Regions from separate parts of the Homo sapiens genome. Here regions 1 and 2 are each linked to region 3. A link is a contact called in ENCODE Hi-C or POLR2A ChIA-PET data. All regions are on one chromosome and are shown on one strand. Each heading gives the region's core, a stretch centred on a gene start or an enhancer-like site at or near the end of the contact. The rest is flanking DNA. Distances are from core to core; before and after follow the strand shown.

The links. A loop is a pair of places that touch in the nucleus more often than their neighbours do. ChIA-PET counts read pairs that join two places held with the same protein, here RNA polymerase II (POLR2A). Pooled maps may share reads with other maps.
Region 1: a pooled map shows a loop between it and region 3 (4-fold over the local background). The contact joins the enhancer-like site here to the promoter of TBL2 in region 3. A Hi-C loop is called at or near these places in 1 of 50 pooled maps. POLR2A ChIA-PET finds 5 or more read pairs at or near these places in 2 of 52 experiments (GM12878 and activated CD4-positive, alpha-beta T cell).
Region 2: a pooled map shows a loop between it and region 3 (4-fold over the local background). The contact joins the enhancer-like site here to the promoter of TBL2 in region 3. A Hi-C loop is called at or near these places in 3 of 37 single-sample maps with no recorded cell type and 5 of 50 pooled maps. POLR2A ChIA-PET finds 5 or more read pairs at or near these places in 1 of 52 experiments (OCI-LY7).

The regions. Positions count from the first base shown.
Region 1 is chr7:74,229,807-74,233,431 of GRCh38, forward strand. It overlaps RFC2 (replication factor C subunit 2), which reads right to left. Exons shown (of 11, transcript NM_181471.3): 11 at 1,696-2,410. The coding sequence ends at 2,300. LAT2 (linker for activation of T cells family member 2) reads left to right here. Exons shown (of 14, transcript NM_032464.3): 14 at 1-28. Among named protein-coding and RNA genes, the nearest start is that of LAT2, 22 kb to the left of the region's middle. Within about 2 kb of position 1,450, at least 7 of the 41 ENCODE cell types and tissues checked have a DNase peak (open chromatin) inside an H3K27ac peak, as active enhancers do; they include GM12878, where a contact is called at or near this core.
Region 2 is chr7:74,099,767-74,103,298 of GRCh38, forward strand. All of the region lies in intron 5 of LIMK1 (LIM domain kinase 1), which reads left to right. Among named protein-coding and RNA genes, the nearest start is that of LIMK1, 18 kb to the left of the region's middle. RefSeq lists an enhancer at 847-916. Within about 2 kb of position 1,350, at least 6 of the 41 ENCODE cell types and tissues checked have a DNase peak (open chromatin) inside an H3K27ac peak, as active enhancers do; they include OCI-LY7, where a contact is called at or near this core.
Region 3 is chr7:73,576,812-73,580,355 of GRCh38, forward strand. TBL2 (transducin beta like 2) reads right to left here and starts at 1,768. Exons shown (of 7, transcript NM_012453.4): 1 at 1,609-1,768. The coding sequence starts at 1,738. RefSeq lists a silencer at 1,380-2,019 and an enhancer at 2,350-2,419.

The DNA of each region.
Region 1 (3,625 bases), core at 200-2,699, 650 kb after region 3:
TCAATAAAACCATTTTAGTTGAAAAGCAGTGATTATCCTGTGTCTCCTTTCTCCTGCTTCAGGTAAAAAACCTTTTATAAAAATATAAAAATTAGCCGGGCCTGGTGGTGCATGCCTGTAGTCTCAACTACTTGGGAGGCTGAGGCAGGAAAATCACTTGAACCCAGAAGGTTGCAGTGAACTATGATTGCATCACTGCACTCCAGCCTGGGCAAGAGGGAGACCTTGTCTCAAAAAACATAACAAAACACGGCCAGGCACAGTGGCTCACGCCTGTAATCCCAGCACTTTGGGAGGCTGAGGTGGGTGGATCACGAGGTCAGGAGATCGAGACCATCCTGACTAACACAGTGAAACCCGTCTCTAATAAAAATACAAAAAAATTAGCCGGGCATGGTGGCGGGCACCTGTAGTCCCAGCTACTTGGGAGGCTGAGGCAGGAGAATGGCGTGAACCCGGGAGGCGGAGCTTGCAGTGAGCCGAGATCGCACCACTGCACTCCAGCCTGGACGAAAGAGGGAGACCTTGTCTCAAAAAACATAACCAAACACAAAAAGCCTTAAGGGAATGGCGGCCACAGCTCTTGTTTAATAAAAAGGGACCCTGAGAGCATCAGGGCTGCGGATGGGATCTTAGTTCCCAAGTCCAGCCGTCTTTCTGGGATGGCCCAGGGACTCTTCCCATGAGAAGAAATTAATGCGACAAGTTAGGAAATCAGAAGAAACATCTAGAACCCAACTGCCGCCCACCTGTTACTTCACATCCTGAAGTCCTGACTGTACAACCTCAGGGACAAGTTTCTCTTCCTTTTTTTGTAAGAGTCTCGCTCTGTCGCCCAGGCTGGAGTGCAATGGCACCATCTTGCCTCACTACAATCTCCACCTCCTGGGTTCAAGCAATTCTCCTGCCTCAGCCTCCTGAGTAGCTGGGATTACAGGCGTGCGCCACCATGCCCAGCTAATTTCGTATTTTAGTATTTCGTATTTTAGCCACCGTGCCCAAATGGGCCAGGCATGGTGGCTCACACCTGTAATGCCAGCACTTAGGAGGCTGAGGTGGGAGGATCACTTGAGGCCAGGAGTTCGAGACCAGTCCCAGCAATATAGTGAGACCTCATTTCTACAAAAAATTTAATAATTAGCTGGGTATCGTGGTACATGCCTGTAGTCCCAGCTACTCAGGAGGCTGAGGTAGGAGGATCACTTGAGCCCAAGAGGTTGAGGCTGCAGTGAGCCAAGATTGGCCCACTACACTCTAGCCTGGGCGACAGAGTGAGACCCAATCTCAAAAATCAAAACAAAACAAAAAGGGAAAAAAATAGTATCTTACCAAAAAAAAAAAAAAGGCAATTCTACAAATTAGTACGAAATTCTTTGGGGAATTCTAAAGCAAGCGCAAAGAGTATGGTCTAGAACACAGGAAGAGCATCACGGTGTTTTCCTGAGGGCTGGGCTGCATCTCTCCACTCTGCCGCCCTCTCTGAAAGGCTCGCCACCTGGCCATTCTGAGAAATCAGTCTAAATAGGAAAGACAGCAAACCCTGCCCTCGCCCTGGGGAAGTGGCGCCTTCAGGCTTCTAGAAGAACCGAGATGAGCTTGTGGGTCTACTATCTAATCGCCTTTTCTACTTGTAGGCTGCCAAGGCCCGTAGAGACAGGAAGCTGGTTTTTCTCGAGGCTTCACATGGTCACCTTATTGCCAACAAACACTGCAAGGCTTTATTAGCTAAAATGTCAACCCACACACAGATCAGAGACCGCCCTCAGCTTCTCTGCGCCTTTCCGCCCCGTCACCGCATCAATGGGGTGGAGGCCAAACTCAAACACTTGCGGGGCACAGACGTCCCAGAAGCAAACATGCAAGTCACGGGAGTTTATTTATTTAATTTTTTTCCCCAGATGGAGACTCTGTCGCCCAGGCTGGAGTGCAATGGTGTGATCTTGGCTCACTGCAACCTCCACCTCCTGGGTTCAAGCGATTCTCCTGCCACAGCCTCCCGAGTAGCTGGGATTACAGGTGCCCGCCACCACACCCAGCTAATTTTTATATTTTTAGTAAAGACAGGGTTTCCCCATGTTGGCCAGGCTGGTCTTGAACTTCTGACCTCAGGTGATCCACCTGCCTCGGCCTCCCAAAGTGTTGGGATTACAGGCGTGAGCTACCGTGCCTGGCCAGCCACTGGAGTTTAAAGGACAGTCATGTTGGCTCCAGCCTAAGGCGGCATTTTCCCCCATCAGAAAGCCGCGGCTCCTGTACCTCAGAATAGGGCACCTGTAAGTCAGTCAGTGAAGTCTCTGCTCTAACTGGCCACCGGGGCCATTGTCTTCTGACACAGCCTTGCCAGGAGGCCTGCCATCTGCAAAAGAGAGTTCACTCCTTCCGCTATTTTCATGTGAGTGTATCCAATTTCCTGAAAAACAAACCAAATTCAAATCTGGTTAATAAGTGGGGGAGTTCTTTTTTAAAATCTGAACTGAAAAAAATAAAAATAAAAACAGAAACAAACTGAACTAATGGTTTTTTCAAAATCAGCATGAGGAATTCCAACCCCAGCCGGAAAATGAATGCTAAGATGCAATGGATTATGTTTACCTAAAGTTCTATTTATTTCTTAAAAGGATGCTGATAGTTCTTTCAAAGAAACTGTTAAGAAAATGGGTGGGGCGAGGGGGGGCGGGGTGGTGGCACGGAAAGCCAGGCTAGAGGAAAATATTTATATATCTGATAAAGAACTTGCATCCAGACTGTATAAAGAATTCTCAAAAATTCAGTAATAAAGTCCAGGCGTGGTGGCTCATGCCTGTAATCCCAGTACTTTGGGAGGTCAAGGCAGGTGGATCACGAGCCCAGGAGTTCGAGATCAGCCTGACCAACATGGTAAAACCCCATCTCTACTAAAAATACAAAAATTAGCCAGGTATGGTGGCGCACGCCTGTAATCCCAGCTACTCGGGAGGCTGAGGCAGGAGAATCACTTAAACCTGGGAGGCGAAGGTTGCAGTGAGCTGAGATAGTGCCACTGCACTCCAGCCTGGGCAACAGAGCAAGACTCCATCTCAAAAATAAATAAGTAAATAAATTCAGTAATAAAAATCAAACAACCCAATTAAAAAATGGGTAGATTTAGACCTGGAGCAGTAGCTCACACCTGTAATCCCAGCATTCTGGGAGGCTGAGGCAGGAGGATCACTTGCCCAGAGTTGGGCCTGGGCAACATAGCAACACCCAAACTCTACGAAAAAAAGAAAATAAAAATGACCCAAGTGTAGTGGCACATGCCTGCAGTCCCAGCTACTCGGGAGCCTGAGGTGGGAGGATTGCTTGAGCATGGAAGGTTGAGGCTGCAGTGAACTATGATCGCACCACTGCACTCCAGCCTGGGTGACAGAGCAAGACCCTGTCTCTCAAAAACATAAAAAAGGTAGGCCAGGCGCAGTGGCTCACACCTGTAATTCTAGCACTTTGGGAGGCCGAGGCGGGAGGATCACTTGAGCCCGGGAGTTCAAGACCAGCCTTGGCAACACGGGGACACCCCGTCTCCACCAAAAATATAAAAATTGGCCGGTCTTAACATGATCTCTAAACAAAAAATACAGTACAATTAAAATAAAAAATGTAAAAATTT
Region 2 (3,532 bases), core at 100-2,599, 520 kb after region 3:
AAAGACATTTTCTTTAGTCCATGTCTGATCCAACAAGAAAGAGGAGGAACCAAGTCAAGAATGAGTGAAGAAGCTGGGCGCAGTAACTCACACCTGTAATCTCAGCACTTTGGGAGGCCAAAGTGAGAGGATCACTTAAGGCCAGAAGTTTGAGACCAGCTTGGGCAACATAGCGAGACCTGCATGTCTACAAAAAAAAAAAAAAAATTAAAAATTAGCCAGGCATGGTGAAATCACTGAACACATAAAGGCTGGGCATGGTTGCTCACACTTATAATCGAAACACTTTGGGAGGCTGAGATGGGAGGATCACTTGAGGCCAGGAGTTCGAAACCAGCCTGGGAAACATTGTAGTCACAGCTACTTGGGAGGCTGAGGCAGAAGGATCTCTTGAGCCCAGGAAGTGGCTACAGTGAGCTATAATTGCACGACTGCACTCTAGGCTGGGCAATGGAGCAAAACCCTGTCTCAAAAAAATGGGGCAGGGCTGATAAAGATTAGATTACTGTGTGACTTTGAGCAGCTGCTTTCTCTCTAGGCTTTGGGGGTCTGTTTGAACAATGAGGGAGTTGGATACCTTGGAGCTTTCTAAGATTTCTGTGGCGCCTTTATTGACACCTTGAGAAGTAGCATGCAGTGTTTCTACTTTTGGGCAATTGGTCACTTCTTTTTTTTTGAGACAGTCTCACTCTGTCGCCCAGTCTGGGGTGCAGTGGTGTGATACCAGCTCACTGCAACCTCCACCCACAAGGTTCAAGCAATTCTTGCACCTCAGCCCCCTGAGTAGCTGGGACTACAGGTGACCACATGTGGCTAATTTTTGTATTTTTAGTAAAGACAGGGTTTCACCATGTTGGCCAGGCTCGTTTCAAACTCCTGGGCTCAAGTGATCCTCCCTTCTCGGCCTCCCAAAGTGCCGGGATTACAGGTGTGAGCCACCGTGCCCGGCCCAAGTGCTAGCTTTCTCTCTCTCTTTTTTTTTTTTTCGAGACGGAGTCTCGCTCTGTCGCCCAGGCTGGAGTGCAGTGGTGTGGTCTCGGCTCACTGCAAGCCCCGCCTCCTGGGTTCACGCCATTCTCCTGCCTCAGCCTCCCGAGTAGCTGGGACTACAGGCACCTGCCACCATGCCCGGCTAATTTTTTTTTTATATTTAGTAGAGACAGGGTTTCACCATATTAGGCAGGATGGTCTCGATCTCCTGACCTCGTGATCCGCCCGTCTCGGCCTCCCAAAGTGCTGCGATTACAGGCATGAGCCACCACGCCCGGCCCTACCAAGTGCTAGCTTTCATTTGACGCAGTGAATGTTTCTTGTACACCTGGCAGGTGCCTGGCACTGCATAGGCACTGTTGAGATGTGAAGGTGGCCCTGGGGACAGAAAATTATACTGGGCTTGACTGTGTGTCTCCATCCCTTGACATCAGCCAAGCCAGCAGCTGCTTTACATACATGATGAGCAGACAGCTGCTTGAAAGAGATGAGGAAACTCCCAGACCAACGGCTCTTACCAGAGGGCCAAGGGAGGTCCCCACAGAGTCAGAGGCTGCAGCTGGTCCCTGAAATCCAGGCAGAATTTTAGAAATGAAGACAGTCAGCTGGGTGCAGCGGCTCATGCCTGTTATCTCAGCCACTTCGGAGGGCTGAGGTGAGAGGATTGCTTGAGCCCAGGAGGTGGAGGCTGCAGCAAGCTATGATGACACCATGCATTCCAGCTTGGGCGACAGAGCGAGACCCTATCTCTAAAATAAAAATGAAGAAGACAGTTAATGACGTCTCCTCCCTGTCTGCCTCACTGGGTAAGCATTCGCCCAGCCAACATCTGGAACATCCCAGTTCTGCAAAGAGCCACACCCTTCCCAGAAAGAGCCCAACTTGCCAAAGATTTACTTATTTGTTTTAAACTGGTTTTAGTTGACCGCTTTTCATTTTGTGTATAGCAGCGTTTTAAGGAAGGTCTAATTTATCCAGGCCACCTGCTGCTTTAGCAAACCAAGGGAGAGGATGTGAGATTCTAAGGAATTTACATATGTATGTCATATATATATATATATATATATAGACACACAATTTTTTTTTGAGACAGGGTCTTGCTCTGTCATACAGGCTGGAGTGCAGTGGCACAATCATAGCTCACTATAGCCTCAGATGCCTGTGCTCAAGCAATCCACTCACCTCGGCCTCCTGAGTAGTGAGACTACAGGCACACACCACCACACCCAGCTAATTTTTTAATTTTTTGTAGAGACTGAGTCTTGCTGTGTCGCCCAGGCTAGTCTTGAACTCCTGGGCTCAAGCAATCCTCCCACATTGGCTTCCCAAAGTGCTAGGATTACAAGCGTGAGCCACTATGCCTGGCTTATTTTTAAGGTTATATGCATGCAAAGCCTGTATCAATGAAAATATTTTCTTTGGTTTTTTTCAACTTTTCATCTTCGCATTTTGCAGATTTATAGAAAATTTGCTAAAATAATAAGTCCATTGAATACATACACACCCTTCACCAAGGTTCACCAATTCGTAACTGCCATATTTGGGAGTTATATGTGTGTCTCTCTATATATACATATATGGATACAGATACATATACATGTTTAGTGACTTGTTTATATTTGTACATACATGTACATGTTGTTATTTATTGATCGTTTGGGAGTAAGTTGCAGGGATCATTGACTCCCCCACAATTATGCTAGATATTCTCAAAAGAAGGACCTTCTCTTTTTTTTTTTTTTTTTTGGAGACAGGGTATCACTGTCATTGAGGCTGGAGTGCAGTGATGCGATCACAGCTCACTGCAGCCTCAACCTCCCAGGCTCAAGTGATCCTCCCACCTCTGCCTCCCAAGTAGCTGGGACTACAGGCACGGGCCACCACGCCTGGCTAGGCATTCTGTTATGTAATTATCAATTGTATCTTATAGTTCAGTGATCACATTTTGGAAATGTAACATTGATACCATTATCTAATACACAGACCATATTCAAATTTTGCCTATTGTCTCTATACTGAACTACTGAGCTGTCCTTTATAGCAATCTCCCCCTCATCCACAGTCCAGTCCATGATCAACATTGCATTTAATCGTCATGTGTCATCAGTATCTTTTTTTTTTTTTTTTTTGAGACGGAATTTTGCTCTTGTTGCCCAGGTTGGAGCGCAATGGCGCAATCTTGGCTTATTGCAACCTCCGCCTTTGGGCTTAAGTGATTCTCCTGCCTCAGCCTCCTAAGTAGCTGAGATTACAGGCGTGCACCATTATGCATGCCTAATTTTTGTATTTTTATTAGAGACGGGGTTTTACCATGTTGCCCTGGCTGGTCTTGAACTCCTGACCTCAAATGATCCACCCACCTCAGCCTCCCAAAATGCTGGGTTTACAGGCATGAGCCACTGCGTCTGGCCATTTCCTCAGCCTTTCATTGCCCTTCATGATCTTGACATTTTTGAAGTGTACAGGCCAGTCATTAAAGTAAAATGTTTTTCCTTTTTTTTTTTTTTTTTTTTAAAAAGAGACAGGGTCTCACTGTGTTGCC
Region 3 (3,544 bases), core at 518-3,017:
TGCCTTCTCGGGTATTGCCATTGGCAGGAATGTCTTTTTTCCTTGGCCTTCTGGCAAACTCTTCTTCTAGAACCATCCTTTGAGACCCCACACTACCTCATGTGCCCCCTATTCTCAGTAATGATTTCCCTAACAACCACCTCCCCCATAAAAGAACAGGACTCGGCCAGGCAGGGTGGCTCACGCCTGTAATCCCAGCACTTTGGGAGGCCGAGGCAGGTGGATCACAAGAGGTTAGGAGATTGAGACCATCCTGGCTAACACAGTGAAACCCCGTCTCTACTCAAAAAATACAAAAAATTAGCCGGGTGTGGTGTCGGACGCCTGTAGTCCCAGCTACTCAGGAGGCTGAGGCAGGAGAATGGCGTGAACCCAGAGGCGGAGCTTGCAGTGAGCCGAGATCCCGCCACTAGACTCCAGATTGGGCGACAGAGCAAAACTCCGTCCCCCTGCAAAAAAAAAAAAAAAAAAAATGCAGGGCTGGCCGGGCACAGTGGTTCACGCCTGTAATCTCAGCACTTTTGGAGGCCAGGACGAGTGGATCACCTGAGATCAGGCGTTCGAGACCAGCCTGACCAACGTGGCGAAACCCCGTCTACTAAATATACAAAAATTAGCCAGGCGTGGTGGTGTGTGCCTGTAGTCCCAGCTACTCGGGAGGCAGAGGCAGAAGAATCGCTTGAACCTGGCAGGCGGAAGTTGCAACGAGCCAAGATTGTGCCACTGCACTCCAGCCTGGGCAAGAAGAGCGAAACTCTGTCTGAAAAATAAATAAAAAGAGCAGGGCTGCCCACTGACTCTCTGGTGTTTCCCATTTCTAGTACTAACCTCTTCTATGAAACTTTTCAGAGACAGGCTCTTGCCGTCACCCAGGCTGAAGTACAGTGGCGCGATCTATCACAACTCACTGCAGCCTTGAATTCCTGGACTCACGACACCCTCCTGCCTCGGCCTCCCATGGAGCTGGGACTACAGGGGCGTGCACAACCACACCCAGCTAATTTTGCGTAGAGATGGGGTCTTGCTATGTTGCTCAGGCTGGTCCCAAACTCCTGGGCTCAAGCGATCTCCCTGCCTCGGCCTCCCAAAGTGCTGGGAATACAGGCGTGAGCCACTTCGCCTGGCCTCAGTGAAACTTATTTCACCGTGTTTTTCACTTACATATTTAGGTGTTCATAATACAGATGTACTTCTCCTTTACTGGACTCCTTACAGAAAAAGACCCCAAAGCCTATCACAGGGTCATAGATGCCCAGTAAATGCTGCTGCACATCACAGAATTGGTGCTTTTTCCGAGATCGCGGCCACGGAGCAGGCTGAAGAGTTTACGGTGCTCTCCTGGCCACCCCGGGGACGGCCTGGCCTCGGCCACAGAGAAAGCCGCAGTAAGGGGCCCAGGTTGGAGCCAGTCCCGCCCCAGGAGGTGCGCCTAACCCGGCAAGGCGGGTCCCCGTCTCTGGAAGCGAAGCTCACGTTACCAGAGGAGAAACTGAGGCCCATGGAGTCGCCGGGCCCCACCAGCCGCGGGCCCAAACCGCAGGTCGGACCACGAGGAGGCCGGGAGCCGGGACACCGCGGGCCGCCCCCACCCGACCCGGCCCCACTTACAGGCGGGCCGGCCGCTCCTCTCCTCCCCCGCGCGCAGCCACCCCCGCGCTACCGCCGCCGTCGCCATCAGGGCCAGCAGCCCAAGCAACACCGACAGCCCCATGAGCTCCGACATCTGCGAGAGCTCCATGTTGGTGGAACCACTGCCACCTCAGCTAGTGAGTACGCGGGCGCCCGCACGGCTCTGCCGGGCCGCGCACGCACGCGGGGGCGCGGCCTGGCCGTTGGGGAGCCTCAAGCGGCTGGGCCTGGCCGTTAGAGCGCCTGGGGGCGGAGCCTGGTTGTTACAACGCCTTCAGGGCGGGGCCTGGCCGTTAAAGCACCTCAAGGGGTGGGGCCCGGCTGTTGTGGCGCTCGAGGGGCGGGGCCTGGAGTTAGAGCATCTCCACCCGCCGAGCCTAGTTATTAGAGCGCCTCGAGAGGCAGAGTCTGGAGTTAGCGCGTCTCGAGGGGCGGGGCTGGGTTGTTAGAGCGTCTCGAGGGGCAGAACCCGGAGGTAGAGTGTCTCGAGGGGCGGGGCCTGGAAGTAGAACATCTCGAGGGGCAGGGCTCGACCCTTGGTGCGTTTCGAGGGGCGGGTCGCCTGGCGGTTGAGATTGCAGGGCTGCGGAGGGCGGAGGAAGGCGGGATTTGCGATCACTGCTCACGCCTCCTCCTGAAGAACTCACTGATAATTGTTTATTAAAGGCATTATTCCAGCCATCACCACACTGGATCCTTTCAAGGAAGCGGGGCGGGGATTATTATTACCATTTAACGGATAGGAAACTCAGCATCAGCGAAAGTTCAGATGGGCTTTTAAGGAAGAGTAGGCCAGGCGCGTGGAGTGGAACAGCCTCCGCAAAGACCTGAGAAGCTGGGATGTGGGAAATGGCTAGAGGGGCGGAAAGGTCTGGGGGACGTTGAGCGCTGGCTCCATCCAACAAGCTGCTCATTACAGGGAGAGGTGGGGCAAAAGCTGTGTCTGAGGATTCCCTGGATGGACCTTTGTGTGAAAAGACCAAAATCAGAAAACCGGCAGTGGCTTCAAGGATCCGAGAGGGAGGTGACGAGGGCCTGGATTTGGGGCTGGCCTGGCAAGTCGAAAGTTAAAAGGGAGAATTTTTAATAGAAAACTTATTTTATTTATTTATTTATGTATTTACTTTTGAGACGGTTGCCCAGGTTGGAGTGCAGTGACGCGTCTCGGCTCACTGCAACCTCCGTCTCCCGGGTGCAAGAGATTCTCCTGCCTCAGCCTCCAGAGTAGCTGGGATTACAGGCGCGTGCCACCATGCCCTGCTACTTTTTGTGTTTTTTATAGAGACGGGGGTTTTGCCATGTTGGCCAGGCTGGTCTCGAACTCCTGACCTCAGGTGATCCACCTGCTTCGGCCTCCCAAAGTGCTGGGATTACAGGCGTGAGCCACCATGCCGAGCTGGGAGATTATTTTTATTTTTTATTTTTTGAGATGGAGTCTCGTTGCACTGTCGCCCAGGCTGGAGTGCAATGGCGCCATCTCTGCTCACTGCAACCTCTGCCTCCCGGGTTCAAGCGATTCGCTTGCCTCAGCCTCCCGAGTAGCTGGGATTACGGGTGCCCGCTAGCATGCCCCGCTAATTTTTTGTATTTTTTAGTAGAGACGGGGTTTCGCTATATTGGTCAGGCTGGTCTTGAACTCCTGACCTCGTGATCCGCCCGCCTCAGCCTCTCAAAGTGCTGGGATTACAGGTGTGAGCCACCGCGACTGGCCCAGACCAGGAAATTTTTTCATAGAAAACTTATTTTTTTTTTTGAGACAGAGTCTTGCTCTATTGCCCAGGTTGGAGCGCAGTGGCGCGATCTCGGCTCACTGCAACCTCCGCCTCCTGGGTTTATGCCATTCTCCTGCCTCAGCCTCCCGAGTAGCTGGGATTACAGGCGCCCGCCACCACGCCCGGCTAATTTTTTAAAAATA